Regions from separate parts of the Mus musculus genome. Here region 2 is linked to region 1. The links are chromatin loops, found by intact Hi-C in ENCODE. Cell type or tissue: heart. All regions are shown on one strand. Links, peaks and the distances in the headings refer to the core of each region. The heading gives the core; the rest is flanking DNA. Region 1 overlaps Gna14 (guanine nucleotide binding protein, alpha 14). Region 2 holds the start of Gna14 (guanine nucleotide binding protein, alpha 14).

Region 1 (10,760 bases), core at 1,360-9,359:
CACTCACAACATATCCAACTCTGGAACGGTTGTCACGATGTGCCAGGGCAGTTCTGACTGCAGGCTCTCTTGGAGTCAGTTGTTCTAATGTTAGTGTGGCCTCAGCACCCTCCACAGGCTCTGAGCCACTCCCTACCAGTGCCCTGATGCTAGGATTTCTCAGTGGATGTTACTGTAAGAATGGGAAGGGGTGCTTATTTTCAGAAGTAGCAGTGATATGTGGGAGGCTCTACAGCCATTCACGAAAACACGTGCGTTTGCCCTTTTTGTAAATCAACCAGGAGTCAGTCTCCTTCAGCAGGTGAATTCACGATCTTTCTAATAAGAGGCGTGAGTGATGCTGATGGAAGTTCTGCTGTTTTATCTGTTAGCCATAAAACATACCAGGATAGGATTCTCCTTGACATTCATGTGATTTATTAATCTCCAGGGTAAACTAATGGAGCTCTAGAGAATGCTCCAAAGTGGAGTTTTGTTGAAAACAAGTATATTACTTTCCTAGGGTTTTATAAATGAGCCACGGACACAGAATAAACTAAACTGTATAGCCTTTTATTTTAACCTCTTGGGAGAGGGGTGACAGATGGATGTGGAGGCCCAGGGTCTTACTATGTAGCCCAGGCTGGCCTCAAATTTATGAGCCTCCTGTGATAGTCTCCTGAATGCTGAGATTCGAGAAGTGTGCCAGAAAGCAGCTGAGTTGAGTAGCTCTTTGCAGAGGATTGATGCTTGCCCATTACAGAGATCTCTGGATCATGTAACTGCATTCAAGAAATGAACACAAACCAATGCCAAATGCTTCCTGCTGTAAGATAATTAATACTGAGCTAAATGCTTATATTGAATTTTTAGTGCATCCCGCCTTTATAACATTATGAAGATTTGATTATATAAGTAAATAGCTCAACTTAATTTAGAATGGAAACTCGCCTTGGTGTCTCTCTGTATAGGACCTTTTAAATGTATTGATAGCAAAATGTGGAAAGTGCACTGTTTTCTGTACTTTATGTTTAAAAACTAAGACCTCAAAAAGTCCTGATGATTAAAAGATAACGGGTGTGTCCCTTTAGTTTTGATTGCTCGAAGAGCAAGAGAGCTGGGTAGACAACTTAGCAGTTAAGAACATTTGTTAGGGAGCAAGCTTCAGTTCCCAACACCCCCATGGCAGCTCACAATCATCCATAGCTCTTGCTCCAGGGGGATCTAATGCCCTCTTCTGCCCTTCATAAACACACATGGGATGCACAGACATGCAGCCAAACACTCACACACCTAATTTTTTAATCTTAAAAAGAAACTTCTCACAGATGCTTTGAATTTGAAAGTACATCTTAATAAAAGTGATATCCATGACGAGACGATGGGTCGCATGGTTGCTCTTGCTATCACTTGAGGATACCGATTCCTAGACCTCTCCTAGTCGTCCATACTACACTGTGTCTCCTGCTGTTAAACGGTGCTGTGGTTGCATAGAAGCTGCTTACATGCTCTCACGTGCTTTAGCTCAGCTCTGTATTACCGATGGTACCTAAGAGGATAGGAATGTGGCTTACATAGTTGTTACATGGTAGCATGGTAATGATAGGAAAATAGGCTTAAAAATTCAGTATAGTTGGGGGTCCTTTAAATTTTCTATTGCAGGTTTGATTGTTTTGTGGAGGTGTGGATGGGGAGCTGTGTGCATGTGGGAGTCAGAGGGCAGCTTGGGGTACTCAGTTCCTCTGCCATGGGGGTCTTCAGGATTGAACTAAGTCATCTGGCTTTTGTAGGGACCCTGTTGGCCTAGATGAACTCTTAAAAAGTATCTCTCATCCATATCTCACATCCATGGATGTGATATCTCCCTCTGAGAGGGGCTGATGTGCTTAGAATCATGGCATTTTTTTCTTTTGCCTAGATCGTAAAGATAACTGGGCATTTTAATAAATCCGAAAGATCATCAGATGCAATGCAGCATTTGTTAAATCCCTCCTCTTTTTAAAAAATATGTATCTTAAGCTGGCTTTTAGGTTTCATCATTTAATTTCTTTCAACTTTCCCTTTTTGTTTTAAAAACCTCCTGTTAGCTCCTTGTTCTCAAAGAGTAGCTGCGAATCTGTCTCGATTTGCTTCCCATTCAGTTGTTGCACAAGTCAATCTTTCTTGTCCTTTAATGGCTAAACACAGGAATTCCTCAACATAAGAGAATAGAAGCTAGGGAAGGTGCCACGGCTTTGACGGTGAAATGAGGCTTGGGCAGACTTGAATAAGTGAATCTTACTGCTTCTCTAAAAATATTTTCTCCTTGGAAATGGAAGAGTAGAGCCTTGGGGGCCTGAGGATTCATGAAGAAATGAAATCGGAACTTGGTAGAAAAATTCAACTGAAGACGATTCAACTGAAGACGATGTAGCAGCTGGAACATTTCTGTCCCAGGTGGATTCTATCAGAAATGTCCTTCAGAGGGACCCTGCAGCAGTGTCTCCCTCCAGGTCACAGAAGCCTCCATACTACTGGCCACAGCTGCATATTCCCAGGCTCTCACTGAGGCAGATGAGACTCAGCTGGGGACTAGGGAACAGAGAATCTGCATTTCATTGGGTGCTTCTCGCTTCTTGACTAGTTCTTTGGCTTTACCCAGAGCTGGCCCGCTTTTCTCATAAACCCATATCTGCAGGAGGACAAGTCACAGGACAGCAGCCCAGGCAGCTGCAGAAACTTCCGTGACCCAAGGTCAGCCCAAGCTGGAGAGTACCAAACAAAGTTACAACAATTTCCTCTGGGCAGGCCTCTGCAGGTGAGAACTGCTTCAACGTAAAGGTTACAAAAGACGGTTTCTGAGTTTATTTATCACGACTCCACAAAAGGCTTGACAGAGAACCTGAGCCCCACAGTATGTTTGGCACCAGGTCTTCATCAGAAAGCCGAGCAGCAGGAACCTGGCATGAAAGAGCTGGCTTTGCATCTCCAGCAGGTCTTCCCACTCCAGGCAACCCCCTCCTAACTGCTTTCCCAAACGGAATCAACATGGAGGTCGATAAGCCATAACTATCCATCCCTGAACACTGGTGTGTCCTCTATCAAGAGAAACAAGATCCCTGTTTAGAGAAAGCCCACTTGGCAATCAATCGGTCGCATTCATAGCCCTTCAGCCTGTTGCTAATGTAAGTTAGGTGACATCCCCATCTGTCTTCATTTTTGTGAGTTAAGCTGTACTGTCTCCAGAGTGTCTGCTGTAACCCTAGGCTGAGAACACTGGCTTCTGGGAGGCGGGCTTGCAGGTCAGGAAATGTGCTAGGTCACTGCCTGTCTCAGGAACTTGATTAGTTCCCTGCCTTAGTTCTCAGGGAGCCAGTCTTTCTGGATTCTGGGTACATTCTAGAACAATTGGTTTCTGTTCAGTTATCTCTTGTCTATCATTCAAAAGGTTTATTTTGTTTTGCCTTCTATTTTTTCCTGGCTTCTAAAAGCAACTTATTGCCACCCCCTCACCCTCACAATGAGCTTTCTTGTGTTATTTGAAGTTAAATTAATACTTGACCTTAATTTGTGTTCTCAGTCTCAGAGGTGTAGGGTCTTAGTGTACAGATGTTTTTGTGTGTATGGGTTTTGTTGTTGTTGTTGTTATTGTTGTTGTAGTTGTTGGTTTGGGCCTGTTTTCAGCTCTGTGTTTGTAGCCTTGCTGTTCTGTATCTGCATAAGGTTCCTGGTGGAATTTCAGAGGCCCTGAAGAGGGAAGGGATCAGGATTAGGAGAGCCTCTTGGATGAGTAGTAGAAGGAATAGTTTTATCTACATAGGACGATCTTTTGTGGGTAATTCCCCAAAAAGCTGGGAAGAATTTCTGCTGGGATATTGTAAAGTCACTTTTATTTACTTTAGTCATCACAGGAAATACAAGGTTTTCATAGCTTATAACAAACATCTGAACAATATATAAAATAAAATATTAGATAGTCACACAAGTATCATATGGAGATGCCCAAATCACAATATTAATGCACACATGACTGAGGCTTAGGAGACACTTCTGGACAGTATAGTCAAGAAGACGACTGTAGGAAAGCTTTCAGCCCTGCAAGGCCAGAGGCCCACAGCCCTCGCTCATAGTCAGCAGGGAGCCTGTGGAGAGGAGAATAGAACATGTGTTATCTATACTCAAGAGACACATGTCCATTTACCCAGTGCTGAGGGTACTGGTCAAGAAAGAACAGTTGCTTAATGGAAAAGGGGGCAAAACTGCCTAAGTGGAGTTTCACAGCAAGAGATGGGTGGGGTGGGGTGGAGTGGAAGGAGGGGTGTCTTGATGCTCTCCTGCTGAGATGTCAGCAATTATGGTGACAGGAAGCAGACAGGAGGTCTTTTGGTGAATCTGTTACTGGCCTGAGTGTCTTGCCAGCTGTTGTCCATTGCCTTTATTATGGAAGGCAGTGGCAGTGAGAGGACAGGCAAGCAGCTCACATAGCAGGCTCTTGACGGACACAGATAAGAATTGAAAAGTACAGACATGCTTAACCTAATGATGGCCATATGTTCTGTAAAACACATTTCGCCATTGTCCAAACATAATAGATTATATTTACACAAACCAAGATGATACAGCCTCTGCAAGCATAGGCTGTGTGTATAGACTGCAAATCTATGCAATATATCACTGTCCTGAATACTGTAGGCAGTTATAACACGGTGGTATTTGTGTACTTGAACATCCCTCAATGTTAAATGGTAAGTGACAATATGGCATGATGGGAATTGTTTGGTTTCATTATAAGCTTAGAGCCCATCATGTACATGGACATTTGATATGGTCTGACATATATGACTCCCATTGTGTACATTGGCATCCCCTTGTTGGTTGGGATGTCATTTAGTGACTTCAAATATGCAAATGGAGAAATGCAAAGTAAACAGAGAGGTGCCATTTCCCTTATTTTTACTGAAGACTGAACCTGTGTTGCTGCATGCCGAGTCTGGGTGGAATTTCTCCTGGAGCAATCCCTGGTAATCTAACACCAAAATTCCCTTTCCAGACCAAAGGCTTGGCCCCTGTTTGGAATAAAAATCTGATGTGAGTGGAGGGTTCCTTCTTTCCTCCATTTGCAGGAGAAACCCCACCAGGCTCATTTTGGACTGATGCAATTAGCCCAGCAGCATGGGCCCACACCCATGTTTTAGAAGATAATTGGCTAAAGTAGTGGGGTGAGGAAGGAGAGCTAAGCCAGCCACTCCTCAATTAAAAACCACCCAGTAAAAAACACTAGTAGTTTTCATCCCCAGAGGTATGCTGTTGGTTGTTCACTTTTTCCTCTGAATAAATGAATAAATGTGTACATGAAATCTGAATGTGGAGTTTCTTTTTGGAACTGGTAAATGGATAAGCTCAGATCCTTGATTTGAGCTCACCAATCCCTGTGGCCCTGCCACAACTGCCACTGTAGAAGGCATGATGTCATGACCTACCTTCACTCCCTCTTGCCTGCTGCCCCCTGCTGCTGGAGCCATCCCTGGTCTAACACAGTTCTGCAGGATGAAGGAATAAGGCTTTCCTTTTGTAATTTCAGTTTGTGTAGTAGGGGAGACCTTTTATTTAGGAAAGTACCACATTGTCATGGGAAGATCATGTGCCAATGCAGACCTGATTCAGATGCAGGCCAACACTATCAAGCTGCATAAACTTGAACAACCTGTGCAGTCTTTATGATTCTCAGTTTCTCTTCTTAAAAAAAAAAAAAAAAAAAAAAAAAGATGGTATCAGCTGGGTTGTAGAGCAGCTTTAATGAGAACAGAGGACCTCCTCTACATGGCTTCTTCCTGTTCTTGATCTTGGTCTTCAGTGATTGGTGTCAGTCATTCTATTTTCTTCTTTGCCTCCTGTGTGTGTGTGTGTTTGGGTGTTTGAACCAAAAGATTTAAAGAGTACTTTTAAATAATGGTTTTCTTAAGTACTTTTGTTATTTAATCTTAAAAAGTGTTCTAAAGTAGGTTTTCTGGTTGGTTGGTTGGTTGGTTGGTTTTAATGCCCCAAAATACAGAGGCTTTTGAAACGTTTGTGACTGCCTTTGTCCTGGTGTAAGGGAATGAGCCCTGCTACTGGAAGCGTTCTTATCTTGCTGCTGAATTTCAAGCTGTCTTGAGTGAGTCTGGCTTCAAGGTCACAGTGACAGTTTGCTTGAAGAAGTTACATAATCTCCATGTTCACCTTGACTTCTTCATCTGTAAAACACAGGACTAATATTTGTTTGGGATGAACTGGCATGGGACCAGAGGCTCAGTGCTGCTGGCGGAAGAGACTAAAGCAACAGAGTATTGGAACTGGGGGAGAGGGACCCCAGAATTCCACGGGAACAGAGAGCTAATCTGCCTTAGGACTTTGGGTCAAGCATTGATAGTAACATTTAGGAGAGGGAGTTGGTCCTCTGCTCAGTTTTCATGCAGTTCTTTGAGTAGATCTAGGAAAACCTAGTTAATATGAGAGCTGAGTCACAGGAAGAAACACAGTAAAGTTAACTCCCCATGTGCTGACTTCTTCATGGGGAACATCACAAGAGTGTGCTGAGCCCAGCAGGACCTGAGCAGGATGTATCTGAAAGACGGTGGCTTGTCTGGGCTTTATCCAGTGTATGGCTGGACTGACTCTTCCGAGTCCAGTACCACCAAGTCCTTTGGTTTCTGAGCCAGATCTTCCGTGATAGTGGAGCTTGTTAGTGGAGTCCAGGTGAATCAATTTCAGGCCTTTCTCTTGGTACCTATGTGTAGTGCAGACTTTACATAGGCAATCTGAATCCCCCGGTTCTCATCTCTGTACTGCAGAGAACAGCACTTATTTCAGAGTGGTTCTGAAGACTAAAGGGGGCGACTCGGGTAGATTCCCCAGCATAGCGACTCCTTTAATATTTGTTGGTATCAGCATCCAATTGTCATGCTGGAGAGGCCGTTGAATATCAGCACGAGGCTCCTTCTAGGGCCTTCCTTTACTTACCTATGTGATCAGAGTCTCTTGACACACATGGAACACAGGCTGGGGCACAGAGAATCGGCATATTCTGTTTTCCCAAGTGTTGAGTTAGGTAATTGTAACTTGGTAGATTTAAAAAAATATCTTGTATTTGAAAACTTTAGAGATCTGCTATTCAGGGAAGGACTGCTGAGTGTGGACACGAACTTGAGGATGCTCGCTGAAGTAAGTCAGGCACAAAAGAACAAAGGTTGTATGACTTCATGTCGGTGAGGTGTCAAGAGGAGTCAAGGTAGACAGAGCAGAAATTGAGGGTGTTCACCAAGGCTGAGGTTGGGGTTCCATTTTGTAAGATTGAAAGAGTTCTGACAGTCGGTTGCACAACGCTGAGTTATTTCCATGTTAGTTAAAAGATAATTCAGAAGGGATCTCGGGGGACGATTCAGTGCTTGCTGCCTACATATAAAGATCTGAATTTATTTCTTTAGCAGTCATGTAAAAGGCTAGCTTGGTGGTACATAGTCACGACACGACAGCTGGGAAGGTGGAGGTGGGTGGAGCTCTAGCTAGAACTTCCTGGTTAACCAGCTAACCTAGCTGATTCCAGGAGTTGCAGATTTTTGGGAGAGACCCTGACTCAGATAATGAGGCAGAGAGCAACTGAGACCTAACATCAAGCACTGCTCAATATTTATTTATGATACCAAAGGTCAGGTATCATACCAGGCACAAAGATGGCCAGCATTCGTGTAATGGCTAGTATTAATTATCAAGTTGACACTGAGGAGACAGGTTCCCAGGCATACCTGTGAGAATGTCTATATCATTGGTTCTCAAACCGTGGGTCACAGCCCCTTTCCCAGGAGTCATATCAGATATCCTGCATATCAATTATTTATATTACTATTCGTAACAGTACCAAAATTACAGTTATGAAGTAGCAATGAAAAGACTGTTATAGTTGGGGTGAGTCACCACAACATGAGGATGTATATTAAAGGGCCACAGCATTAGCAAGATTGAGAAACCCTGGTCTAGATTAAGGCTAGCCTGTGATGATAGCTGTGAGGAGGGAGTATCTTGATTAATTTACTCGAGATGAGAAGATCCTCATAACTGTGGGTAAGGCCGGTCGCTGAGTATTGAATTTGACTTGATTAGGAAGGCCAGGCATGGCCAAGAATAAAGGCAAGCAGTAAAAGCAGGAAGAGGAATGAGCCAAGGTGAAGGGGCCAAGAAGGCTTGATCTGAGGGCAGGCCAGTGTGGCTGGGTTATAGAGTGGAGAAGGAAGAGTCTTCAAGGAAAGGCTGCTAAGGACAGAAGGCCCACACCACCAGGCCCTCTTGTCTACCTTTGTCTGACTTCTTGAGGGGAAGGGAACACATTGAGGGTTTAACAAAGAAACAAACAGGAGAGCAGGTGTGTGTTTTGACAAAATCAGTCTTAAGAAATACTTGTTTTTACCAGAAGAATCTTAAAAAATTCCTAAAGCTTTGCCTCTCCAGGGCTTTGTTCTAGGCCTTACTCTCTGAGTTTTTAAAGTCCTGGGGAGGATATAGAGGAAAGCCCATCTAAGTTTAAAAGTCACTAATTGTAATAAACTCAGTAGCCATTATGTATGTATTCTAGCCTCCTACTTTGGAAAACACATATCTATCTATAGGTAAAATATTTTTTAAAAAAAGTACAGCACGGTATTTATGTGACTAAGTCAATAAAGTGCTAGAGATGATAGAATTTGATGACATTTGTACAGTCTGTGTGTCCTGTTGAGACGCTGGAAATGAACGACTATAGAGAGTCACAATAAATCAATCATCCCATAAAAAATAATCTTTACCATTTGTTACAGCAGAATTTCTATGTTGTATTAGTGAGATTTTTTTCACATAAAATTTTCTTTTGACAGAAACACTATTAGACAACTTTTCTCTATTTGTAACAAATTATGAAATGTAATTTTCACTTTGTAAAGTACAGTTATTTAAAGGGTATAGAATGAGTAATTCTAGTTCTGAGATAGTTTTTCCTTCATCTTTGCTGGAAACCTTATTAATAACCAAACTATTAATAAAAATTATAAAGCAATACTTAGATTTGGAGATGAGCCATGGATACCTCATATAATTGATTCCATTTATCATAGACAATTTTAGATATATTGAGCTTCATTATATAAATGTGTTTACTACCTTTTTAGCGATTCCCAATCTGAGAGAAATATGGGATATTGGGATCCTATTTTCTATATATCGTGTCTGTACTTCTCTGTACATTAGAGACCAGTGGAATAGTTCAATGATATATGCTTCTTGGTGCCACAGGATAGTGTTAGGAGTTTTGGAGACCTCCTGAAATGTTGATTGGAATGAACAACTATCACATAGATAGTTGGCATAACTGCAAATGATGCTTCATTGTGCAAGGATCAAATACACAGGTTGATCCTTCACTTCTCCAAGAGTTTTGCTGCTCAAACCATTCCTGAACATTGAAGAGGCTCCATCACTGTCAATAAGAACGGCAGCAAATTCTTCATGTTCAGAGTGGTCAGGCAGGTGTCTGACCTGTTTCAGGACTTGAGGAAAGGAAGATGGACGGGCACTACCTCATAAGCTTCTGGTAGACTCTTAGCAAGCCCATCCCACCAACCAATGTTATCTGAGATGTGGACCAATGCTACCAGGGCTTCTTTTTGGAGTCTGCTAACTGTTCTTCACTCATTGTTTTTCTCTTAGGAACCGGTGAGAGTGGGAAAAGCACCTTTATCAAGCAGATGAGGATAATCCATGGGTCTGGCTACAGTGATGAAGATAGAAAGGGCTTCACGAAGCTGGTTTACCAAAACATATTCACGGCCATGCAAGCCATGATCAGAGCAATGGATACCCTGAGGATACAATACATGTGTGAGCAGAATAAGGTACTGTACTTGAGAGGGTTGGCTGTGTCAGAATGTACGCCTTCCTAGCGGGGTCAGTGAATGCCTTTGAACAAAAGGGTTTGCTAAGCAATTTGGTCGAGTACCGGAGTATTGGAGGTCTTTACTCAGTAGAGGAAGAGCTATTTGGGAGGCATGTGATGCATTTTGATAGTCCTGTTGGTCCTATTTCGGCCTGACATTTTCTGTAGGAAATGAGCTCATGGTGTTATGTAGTGTTCAGAGACTCTGAAACTCTGAAATTTGTTAACATTGCTCATTTCAGGGACTGGCAAAAGAAGATGGCCGTTTTCCCTCTGAGTGGAGAGACCCATTGTTTGCCTCAGTGGGGAAATGATGCTGCTGGTTTTATGGCATCTAGCTTTCCAAGAATTCTCAGTCTCAGGAAATGTATTCACTAAGGTGCTGTAGACTGCTGAGAGAAATTGCTGGAGTTTGTGTTGGGAGCTGGCCTTTCTTGGGAACTAAGTGACATTTTATGAAAGCAGCTCTGGTGTCTCAGCTAGAAAAGTGCTGTCGTGATGTGAGCACACCAAGCTGACATTTGCTTTCTGTTGCCACTGGTCATTCATGATGCAATTCTCCTACCGATGAAGGGAAAATAAAAGACAAGGCTGGAGAAGGTGCCAAGTAGAATTGCATATACTACACTGGAACAGACTGGAGTTTTTTTTTGAATCCAGATTAGAAATAAGAGTTTAGCTAGGTGCCTGTAATTCCAGCTCCTGGGAGGGAGGGAGGGAGGGAGGGAGGGAGGGAGGGAGGGAGGGAGAGAGACAGAGAGAGACAGAGAGAGAGAGAGAGAGAGAGAGAGAGAGAGAGAGATCATGAATTGAAGGCCTGGGCTACATATGAACACCCTGATAGAATCTATTTAAGAGCAAT
Region 2 (10,760 bases), core at 1,919-9,918, 90 kb before region 1:
ACCACATGTGTGCAGCACATGCAGAAGCAAGAAGAGGGTGTTGAATTCCCTGGAACTGGAGTTTACAGTTGTGAGCCACCTAGTGGGTGCTGGCAATGGAACCTGGTCCTAAGCCAGGGCTTTTAACTGCTAAGCCAGCTCTACAATCCCTTGCCTTTTTTTTTTTTTTTAAGTGTGAAAAATCATTGAAGAAATGATTAAATGTTAGAGTTGGGTGAGTCCCCTGAATGGATTCTAGTCCATTGCTCTGCTCACGGTTAAGGAAAGTGCAATCTAAACATGACGGGAGGGGCTTCGGGTACCTCTATCAGATAATTTAAAATCAGCCAGCCAGTTTTGACTCAGAGCAGCTAACCTTCCTGATATAAGTACTCTATGCTCTTAAAAATGCAGGTGTGTATTCTCCCCATACCATTTCCGTTGTACTGCTTATATGTTTGTGCCTTGTCTTTTCTGCCGGATGTGTTTTGAAGATTCTCCCCAGTTTGTTGTTCTTCTGTCGTCATGAGTGAACGGTGGGAATGCAGTGTACTGAGTTCGTGGCTACTCAGCTACAATGGCATATGGATGCTTCCAAGTGTTCTTATACAAGCTAGAATGGTTATGCTATCATTGGAAGGTATGATTTTTTTTCCAGTGCTGGATGTTAAATGCACAGAGGGCTTTATCACTGAGCTACATCCCCAGCCCTGAGGTAGATGGTGACACCACGATGCTGTATGCAGGCTGTCATTCACCCAAACATCCTAAGGTGTTATTCATTGGGACATAATGTTACTCATAGATCACCTTAATGGATACATAATATTGTCCTATGTGGACCAAACATAGTTAATTTGGCTTATTTCCTGCTGTTGACATTTTACTCATTGAGTTTGTATTGTTAGCTGAAGATAGAGATCTTTGCTTATAAACCTGTGGGACTTCTTCAGCACCGTGTCCTATACAAGGAATACGGGTTTGATCAAATGAATGGGAACACTGAAGGGTTCCGGTAGGTACCAAGGGTTCCGGTAGGTACCGCCAAGTTCGCCAGGGACGATCTGTCAGGATCTGTTTTGGAAGGCTAGTAACTGGAGACTGAACAGGTCAGTTATTCCAGTTAACTTGGAATTCAGATTTGCTCTGGTTTTAATATCTGTGGAAGACTAAAAGCCGTGATTGAGATGTTAGTTTGAGGAGCCAATGGTGGTGTTCTCAACACCTGTAGGAGCTAAAGGGAAAAGTGGGTGACAGATTACAGAGAGAAAAAAAATCCAGAAACTTTCCAGTAGGGGACACTGTTGTCGTCAATTATGCTTGGAAGGATACTAAAATACAGGGCATTTTAAAGCCTGATTGGTCCGCACTTCTTAAACTGTAAAGTAAATAAGACTTAGCAGCCAGATAACATTAGCTGCCAAGTTCTTATATAATGACCACAGCGCCCCACTTCTGCTTCCATTGCTCTTCACGGAGGAAGAATTAGCGTCTGATTCCGTAACCGTGCACATGTCATATGCCAACTTGAATAGAAGGCAAAGAAGATTTGCTCTGGTCCCGAGGATCCCTTATCCGCACCTTTAAATCTGCACAGACAAAATCAGAGTAGTTTGCTTTGTGCAAACTTTGTGCATTTGAGTTGTCAGGGGTTCTTTCAGATTTCCTACATCCACACGCAGAGTTCCAGGAGCTGTCCCGAGGCGGCAGTCTGGCTGCAGGGCTGGGCAGGGAACTGGCCAGGTGTGCCGGGAAGGTGCCAACTCTTTCTACAAACAGAAGTCTTTTCCATCATCAAATGCAAAGCAGCCAGCCGTTTTCCTTCACCCCTCCAGTCCCTGGCCCCCTCATCCGGTGCCAGGAGGTAGGACCGGCTGGGAGGCGTTAACTAGCCCTTTGCTCTTTTGCCAGACCCCGGAAGGCAGCTGCAGTTCCTACGCCAGCCAGCAGGCCCATCTGCACTAGGCAGGCAAACTACAAGCTGACCCAAGGCTTGCACTAAGCCCAAATTGAGTTGTGGCATCCGGGAAGCAGAGGGAGCCAGTCTAGAAACCCCAAGTGTGAGCGGTGGAGAAGCTGGTGGGCAAAGCTCAGCCTCAGGTGGGAAAAGAGGCCTGAGCCTAGCTGCTGGCATGCGGTGTGTGAACGGGCTGCAGACGTTTGGCTCGGGTCTGCTAGTGCGCTGCCTCCACCCCTGGCACTGAGGCTGGGAGTTGACGAAACTCCCTCACCTGTCGGAACCCGGATCTGGCAGCGGGAAGGGGGCTGGCAGCCAGTGTCTGCTGGTTACAGCAAGCTTGGCAAGTGGCCCTGCCTGCACTAGGGCGCCACCGCCAAGGAGGCAGGTGTGAGACTACTCTGCGACCCAGCCTCTTGTTGCTATCCTTTGTCCCCAGGCACCGTCGGCTTGGGGTAGGACTTCAGGCAACTCCTGCAGCCTTGGCTGCAGGTTCGAGACGCTCCGCCCCCTCCTGTCACATAGAGCGGTCAGTGCTGGAGGAACCTTCCATTCCGCAAAAGTCTACGGGTTGAGGTTTTCGGAACTTTGCAAACAGGGACTAGCTGGCCCTTTATTTGCAAGCCAGGCCACACCTGCTGCTAGCCTGCGACACCCTACAGTCCCGGAGAGACCATTCTAGCAGCAGCACCGACGCCCCAACTTTTGATTCGCGGTGTGCGTTGCCTACCTGGGTACCCAGCTACAGTGTCCGGGGACGCACATCTTCTGGAGACAGCGCCAATCACACTGCCCAGTTCGCTCTTCTCTCCCTCCCAAGCGCGGGGTTGGGTGCCTGATCCCGGACCACACAAGCGCTCAGGACTCGCCTGACCTCGGAACTGCCTTCGAGAAAGCGTTAGCCTAGGAGATCCGAGCCTCTTTCTCCATACCATAGTTGGTTCAGGTGGTTTCCTCTTCAAACCTTGCGTCTGGCGCGGATAATCCGCGCGGCCGGGCGTTAAGCTCCAGGTCCCTGTCGCTCCGTCGAGGTGGCAAGCCATGGCCGGCTGCTGCTGTTTGTCTGCGGAGGAGAAAGAGTCTCAGCGCATCAGCGCGGAGATCGAGCGGCAGCTTCGCCGCGACAAGAAGGACGCGCGCCGGGAGCTCAAGCTGCTGTTGCTGGGTGAGTGGCCGCCTTTATCCAGCGCGCAGCTCTGGTGTTCTCGTCCCGGCTCTTTCCCGTCCCAACAAGCCTGCCGGGTGGCGTGCTGAGTTTCTCTATGTCCCTTCAGGGAACCGGTCTTTTTGCACCTGGGGAGCTGGGCCACCTTCGATCGTAGACTCCTGATATCTCAGAGCAGGCCAGGGCTCAACTCCTGGACCCTTGTCAGTTTCTCTCCCCCCCCCCCCAACCCGGGGCCTGCTCGCTTTTGCCCTTGGGCTCCCAGCAGGCGGCTGCTGCGGGAACCCCCAAACTTAGTTGTTGGTGGGTGGTGGGGAACGGCCTGCCTCGCAGTTTAGGTTCGGTTCTTGTTGAGGGTCTGACTGCAGGGGCCACGTGCAGCATAGTTTTTACCTGCCAGGTATGGTCATGGTGGGAAGGCTCTGTCCTCACTGTAGAGGAAACCCTAGAAACTGACAAACTGGAGAAAAGGGGAAAATGATAGCAAGTGCGCCTCGGAAGTGACACCCCTACTGCTATTCTCTCTTCTGACACCAGGACCTTCTGCTGATGACACCGGAGCCTGCATCAAGAGAGTAGCTTTAAGTCTCCCTTGGCCCACCTTAGTTTAACTTCAATGTCCAGGCTATCTCTACCAGTGCCTCCTTAGGCTTTTAGAAGGCCTTTGAAGAAGTGTTTTTAAAACAAAGAGAGAAGAGTTTAAAGTCTGATTAATTCCCCCAAGGCAAGGATCTCTTTCTTCTGGCCTGTAGAGTGTCATTCAGCCCCCATCCATTGTTGGACACTGGCCCTTTTCTTTCACCCCCATCCCCACCCCCAAAATAGCTGCTTGCATTTCCTCTGTCCTTTCAGGCTGGAGTCCTCTCTTTCACCATTTGTTTAATTATTTAATTAAGCAGTCCCTTTTGAAGACTGACTGAAGGAGAGGGCTTTTAGCCTGCACTGCCTTCACACCCGAGCAAGCCCTCCACTATGTAACTGGCTACTGCTGAGTTTAAAGGGCCTCCTTTGGTTTTCCTTAAACCTGCAAGTTCAAAGGGCTGACCACCCAGATTCCACACTCCTGATTCTTCTCTAAGGCCAGAGGAAAGTCCCTGCCAAAAGGACTCCTAGCTTACTATAAGCCAGTGAGGAGAGACCTGATTAGGGGAGTAAGCACCAAGGAAAGCTGTTTGCTGAGGCTGTAAAGACGCTGGGGACAGTAGCTTGAGGTCCACAGCTATACCTACGAGGTTCCTACAGTGGGTGGAGTGTGGGGTGGGGATGGGAAGGAAGGGCCACTTTCCACCCCTGGGGTCAGGGCTGTTCACCCAGACTTGGAATAGGCCTGGGAACTCTAGCTGAACCCTGCAGTCTGTCATCAAGTTCAGTTTGTCAAGTGTGGAGTATCACGTGAACACTAAGATGATTAACTATGCCTTCATTTGAGTTCAGATGGATACGGTCTCTTGTCAAGGGCAGACTAAACTTTAGTTCACTCGGAAATATTTAGATTCGTGTGAAGGACTGTTAGGACTATACTGAGGCTGGCCCCTTGTAAGGCAAATTATGTAGCAAGCCGAGCCATAGTGTATTACTAATAGGCCTCTTTGACAGACCTAGACATACAAATAAGTCACATTTAGCGTCAGTAACTGAACCCTCAGGCCTTCCTACCTCTTGTCCCACTCTGGCTCCCTGAAGTACTTCCTGTTCTTGTCTCCCAGCTGAGACTATCCATCACTATGGTGACAATTTTCCTGTTCACTTCCAAATCCTACGGAGCTAACGGAGCTTCAAGTATGGGCTTAAAAACCCAGGTTCCCTCCATCTAAAGATGGATTGTGGTGTAGTCCAGTTCTCAAGCTAAAGGAAGAGGCTGTGACTCACAAGATTCAGGAACCAGGGGAGGATATGTGCTATTGTGTCTGAAGTCACATGCGATGGAACGTCACCAGTTTCTGGGGTGTCTGGATTCGATCATTTGATGGTCTGGTGTCTCCGATATAAAAGTCCCAGTTCACAAATGGGACTTTGGGATCCCGTGTGGACTACTGTCCCCAGAAGCTCTCACAGTGATGTATGTGTCTGCAGCTGGGGGTAAGGGTGCTTTAAAGTGTACCATAGAGCAGCAGAGTCCGATCTGGGCTTTATAAAAGTGTGGGTCAGTGGCCAGTACTGAGGGATACACGTTATTGTCCGGCTACAGCCGGTGGTATATTGGTAGGGTGCTTTCTTGACAGGAGGAGATAAAGACGATAAAGTTGAATTTAGTTGAATTTAGTCGCAATTCCTTCTGATTGGACAACACTGGACAAAACCAACACTGGTAGGAAAATGGTGATACCTGTCTTGTACACCATCGGGGAGGCAGAGGTTGGATTTTCACCCCTGAGACCTGTCCGTGGGAGTTCACCATCCCACAGGCCTCTGCAGCCGGAGTGGGAAAGGAATGGACAGTCCTCACACTGACATCTTTGCCAGACCACAGATAAAAATCCCAGGGCCTTGATGCAGAGGCTGGAGCTGGACCAAAGGAGTGTGGTGTTCCTAAGGACAGATGCCGAGCCGAAGGCCGTTTGGTGCAAGGAGAAACTGAAACTTTCAAGTGAGCTACAGCTGCAGACAGGGTGACCACTGGGCCCAGGTCAGTGAGCTCAAAAGGATGAACCCAGGCCAGAGAGAGCAGCAGGAACTCCTTGGGGAAGAAAGGACCCCCCACAGTGCTGGCTCCCTGCTGGCTCAGCAGAGGCAGCTGGAAAGCAGCCAGACAGATAATGGCTCTGTGCTGTGAATTCCAGGGGATGCCCTTGTGGATAGAAGTGCCAGCAGTCTTGAGTCCTGTCCTGAGCCTGGGTGGCACCTTTGCTAGCGTTGAGGCCTTAAGCCTAGGGGAAGAGAAGAGTTAGATTGGTGGGAACAAAGTAATTTATGGACTGAGAGCCCTGCAGCATTGACCCTCTGTGACGTCACTTCCCAGTAGGAACCACTGCAGAAGTTTCTCAGATTTATCTTCAGGGGACTACAGTCTGATAATGGTTGGCACGGCCTGTGGCTACCTTCTCACGAGGCTTCTCCTGTGGAGTCTAGGGCCTCCCTTCAGGCTTCTACTTTGGGGAACAGCCCACAGGCCAGCCTGGAGTTTGCTGAGAGCTGGAATGGAGGCCTAGGGCCACAAGGCAGTTGCAGCATCCCGAGGCCTGCGGAGGACACTTAGGCAGACTGAGTGGGCCTTGCTGGGGCTGCCTAGGAATCACTGCAAGAAAGAGGCCAGGGAGAGCTGCACCGGCAGCTGGCTACTGCATGCGGGCTTGGGTCACAGAGAGCCCATAACTGGGTACAGGCCGAGCGTCTCGCTGGACAACGCTGATCCACAGGACATCGGGCTCCCCACTTTAAGACCGGGCTCAAACAAGCTGGAGGACGATTTTATTAGTTTAAAAGAGGAGAGGAGGGGGGAGAGAGTGGGGAAGAGGAGGAGGGAACGGGGAGGGAGGGGGAGGTGGGGAAGGAAGGGAAGGGAAAACCAGGCAGATAAACTATAAAACCTCAGCCGCTCCCTGGGGAGGAGAACTGAGGAAAGAAGGGGAAAGGGCAATTTTGTTTGAGCTGGTGTGGAGGTCAGACACATGGCAGGCAAGCAGTCATTTGGGATGGGAGACATTTTGAGAAAAGAAACCCAAAGAGTTAAGGAAAGCACACTTTAAAAAAGGAAGAAAAGACAAAGTTAAGCTTCTCGGAAGAACTTTTTTTTTTTTTTAGTGAGCTGACTTACAAGCTACATAGGGATTCTGGGCAGAAAAGGTACAGTATCTCATTATCTCATTATCTAATTATTCCATCTAAGCCTCTTGGTATGGCTTAAGGTAAACCTGCTGGCTTACAGGATCAGAGGTTCAGTCCATTATCATCAAGGCAGGAACATGGCAGCATCCAGGCAGGCATGGTGCAGGAAGAGCTGAGAGTTCTACATCTTCATCTGAAGGCTGCTAGCAGAAGACTGACTTCCAGACAACTAGGATGAGGGTCTTAAAGCCCACACTCACAGTGACACACCTGCTCTAACAAGCCCACACCTACCCCAACAAGGCTACATCTCCTAGTGGTGCCACTCCCTGGGCCAAGCATATACAAACCATCACACCTGCTTTCCTTGGCTAGTCCCTTGGCCCAGTGAACTACCTGACCCATGTTAGGTCTCTATCCAGATTGGAAATTCTATTCTCTTGACCAGGAGTTTTTTTCTACTTTAATGCCACATAGAAAGGGCTGGGTGTGTGTGTGTGTGTGTGTGTGTGTGTGTGTGTGTGTGTGTGTCTATAAGGATGGCAGGATTATTCCATTCTACCCAAACAAAACATCTACCCTCATGTGGGCACATACATGGGAGGCAGATCCCAAGACAATGTCTCTGCATAAATGATTGTCTTAGGGTGATTATTGCTGTGGCGAAAAACCATGACCTATTTCTACATCATTGTTCATCACTGGAGGAAGTCAGGACAGAAACTCAAATGTGGCAGGAATCGGGATGCACAGGCTGATGCAGAGGCGAGGTGAGTGTTTCCAGTCACTGGGACTGCTAACCTTGGACATAGACTTCATCTGGGAACTGTCTGGGAGGAAGGGGAATGTGGTATTTAACTTAAGTCGATTACATCCTTCCGCCCGGGCCGCCATGATAAAATACTACAGGTTGGGAGGCTTAGGCAATGGGAATTGATTTTCTCCTGGGTCGGAGGCTGGAGTCCACAGATCAAGGGGCTGACAGGTTTGTTTAATCTGAGGCTTTGGCTTTGACTTGCAGACAGGAGCCTTGCTGTGTCCTCCCTTGGCCTTTCCACCATGAGTGTTCATTCCTGGTATTTTCCCTTCCTCACACAGGGAGTCTAGTGCTGTTAAATTGGGTTTAAAGGATATATATATATATATATATATATATATATATATATATATGTATATATGTGTGTGTGTGTGTGTATAAAATCTCTTTAAAGACCTTCTTTCTGAATTCAGTTATTCTCTAAAGTATTGGTGGTTGAGACTCAAAGAAATAAATGTTGTCAGGAGGGTATAATTCAGCCTGTGATGTCAACAGTGTTGGGAAGCCATCCAATCATAGGGGCTATCGCCTGTGAATTCCCTTCTTGGTGCTCTTCACTTAGGTAAAGCTATCCTTGACTGCAGCACAGAAAAGTATTTCATGACAAGTCAGAATGAAGCTAAGTTAGTGGGTCTATTAAATAGAGACACTGGGTAATACATGGTTCAGAGGGAAGGAAGATGATGTCACGCTGACTTTCTTCTTGCTACAATGAAATCATCTGAAAACAGTATCTTATGGAAGGAAAGGTTCATTGTGTCCCACAGTTCCATTGTGGTGAGAGTCCTGGTGGCAGGAACTTGAGGCAGCTGGTCACACTGTATCCATAGTCAAGGGACAGAGTGAGATCATCTGTGCTCAGTCAGCCTTGTTCTTTGTATCCAGTCTCTAAGACCCAAGTGTGAGAATAGTGCCACAATCCTTAAGATGGGTCTTTCCTCATCAATTGACCTATTTAATTCCGCAGAGACCAACCTAATCTAAATACCTCTCCAAAGATGTTCTAGATCCTATTACATTGACATTAAACACGAATGAGTCATCACAACAGGTCTTAAGAAAAGAAAAAAACAAAACAAAACACTGTACAACTCAAACATGGGTGACTTACAACTAGGTTTAAGCAAAATTTAAAAATGAAGGAGATAAATGTGAGTTGGTTTATTTATTTCTCTTATCTTAATGGTCTTCCTAGCTGGGGGATGGAGGCTCACAACTATAGTCCCACGAGGAACCTGGAGGCAGAAGAATCAATATCAGAAGCTCTATAGTAAGTTGGAGGCCAGAAAGGGCCACAGGGACTCTGTCTTCAAATTAAATTACATTACATTTATAAATTAAGAATAAATTCTTGTTGTTAATGAAGGTGGTTTTGCAAAGTCTATTGTTTGGGCTTAAAGATGAGAGATGCTGGCATGCAAGGTTTGAACATTCTGGTCCCAGCCCTAAGTAGTAAAATCCTTGTCCAAGATGTCATTAGGAAGAGTGGTACTATCTCTGTAGGAAACTCTGATGCTATCAGTTGTGTTGATGGCCTTGAATCTTGGCCAGCAGAAATACAAACTAGACCACAGAATAAGAAGCTTGCTTCCCTCCTGTGTCCCCTTAACTTTCCCTTCTTTCTGTTCTGCCCCAGTAACAGTGTGGGAGTCAAAAATGGAGTTTTTGTTTCGACCTCTGTTCCAAACGCTGGATCTACCATTTCTTGCCTGTGAACGTGGTCCTTTCATCTTTGCCTGACACATTGTGTGCCTTGAACTCTTGTTGACCCTTTTTTTTTTCCTCTCTTTGGAAATTTTCAGGCACCAAGGAGATATCACCACCTATTTAGGCTGACCAATTTCTGGCCGTGTAGTGGCTTGTTTAAATTTTACCAAGTAGCTTTTTAACAGATATTTTGCTTTGTGTTTCTCTCAGGGTTTCCTAGACTGTAAATTGATATTGGTCACTTGTCTTAGTTATAATAAATAATAAAAGTCTGGGTCCAAACAGATGTTATTGGATCAACTAAAACAAAATCTTCTCTTAAAACTAATTCTGGTGTCTCTGGGTAGGAGAGTCCTAGGGGCAGTGCTGCACCGTACTTTCTTTGTAGAGGTGACAGAATTTCCTGAGAAGGAAAAGAAACTTAATAGCAAACACTTCCTCATTTCCTCATCTTGGTTTAGTCCCGTCCCTTCTCTGGAGTTCAAGCCTGGTGCTCAGTGCGAGGAACCTTTTCTCAAGGAATAGGCTGGGTCAAAGATTGTCTCGAAAGCTTAATGGCAACCCCAACATGGCAGCACAGGGGGAATGGGAAAGAGCAGGGGTCACGATGGAGGGGCTTTATAAAGCAGGGACCGTGAGATGGTAGTGACAGACTGTTCACAAGCTAGGGCTTGCATGGTCCACACGCCAGGGAGAGATGAATACAAACTCTCCTGCTAAAAACAGATAGTAAGGATAGTGAGTGATATTCCCAGGATCTGGGAAATATGCATGACCCTTGGGGGGGGGTGTTTCATCGAGTTTTTGTGATTTAGGTCTTACTGTAAAATAGATCTTAATATAACAATGATTAACATCTTTGATCAAGACATACTTTGGAACATTGTCTGGCTTTCTCCGTGACTGCAATGAATAAGCCCCAACTACCAGGTAGACGACCTGTTCCACTCATAATGCAGCAGAACGCTGGGGACTTCTGAAGAGGCAAGGGGAGGTACCCACTTTCTTTTTGTCTGTCTGTCCAGGGCAGCCTTTTGACTTTTCCCTCTGTACTTTTCAAGACAACACTTTTGAGGTATTTTCCATGTAGTGAAAGTTACCAGCTCTAAGTGTACAGATGGCAAACATGGGAATCTTATAAACACAGGCATAGACTCGATCTAGAACATCTCGAGATCCCTATAAATCCCCCCATTCCCCTTTGTGAAAGGGGCTATTCTCTTCCCCCCAAATCATTCAGTTTTCTATGAAAATATCTTTAGCTATCTGACAAACACAAGAATAAGAATTGAAGGAGCCTTAGTGGGTAAGAACACATACTGTGTAAGCAAGAAGATCCGAGTTCAAATCTCGAGCACCTACATAAGAAA

What was found. A loop is a pair of places that touch in the nucleus more often than their neighbours do. Peaks named below come from ENCODE experiments on the same cell type or tissue, not always from the same donor. Only the 100,000 strongest peaks of a DNase experiment are listed, where the experiment ranks them.
Region 2: a loop joins it to region 1, with 4 times the contacts of the local background. A loop is called at or near these places in 5 of 42 quality-filtered maps.

What each region holds. Positions count from the first base shown.
Region 1 is chr19:16,524,041-16,534,800 of GRCm38, forward strand. It overlaps Gna14 (guanine nucleotide binding protein, alpha 14), which reads left to right. Exons shown (of 7, transcript NM_008137.4): 2 at 9,673-9,857. Among named protein-coding and RNA genes, the nearest start is that of Gm41811, 54 kb to the right of the region's middle. In heart, for the core only: a CTCF peak has its summit at 5,461 (motif pointing left); DNase peaks (open chromatin) are centred at 2,641 and 3,191.
Region 2 is chr19:16,433,717-16,444,476 of GRCm38, forward strand. Gna14 (guanine nucleotide binding protein, alpha 14) reads left to right here and starts at 1,951. Exons shown (of 7, transcript NM_008137.4): 1 at 1,951-3,101. The coding sequence starts at 2,978. In heart, for the core only: a CTCF peak has its summit at 1,926; DNase peaks (open chromatin) are centred at 2,245 and 5,685; H3K4me3 peaks cover 1,650 bases; H3K27ac peaks cover 1,022 bases; H3K27me3 peaks cover 2,752 bases.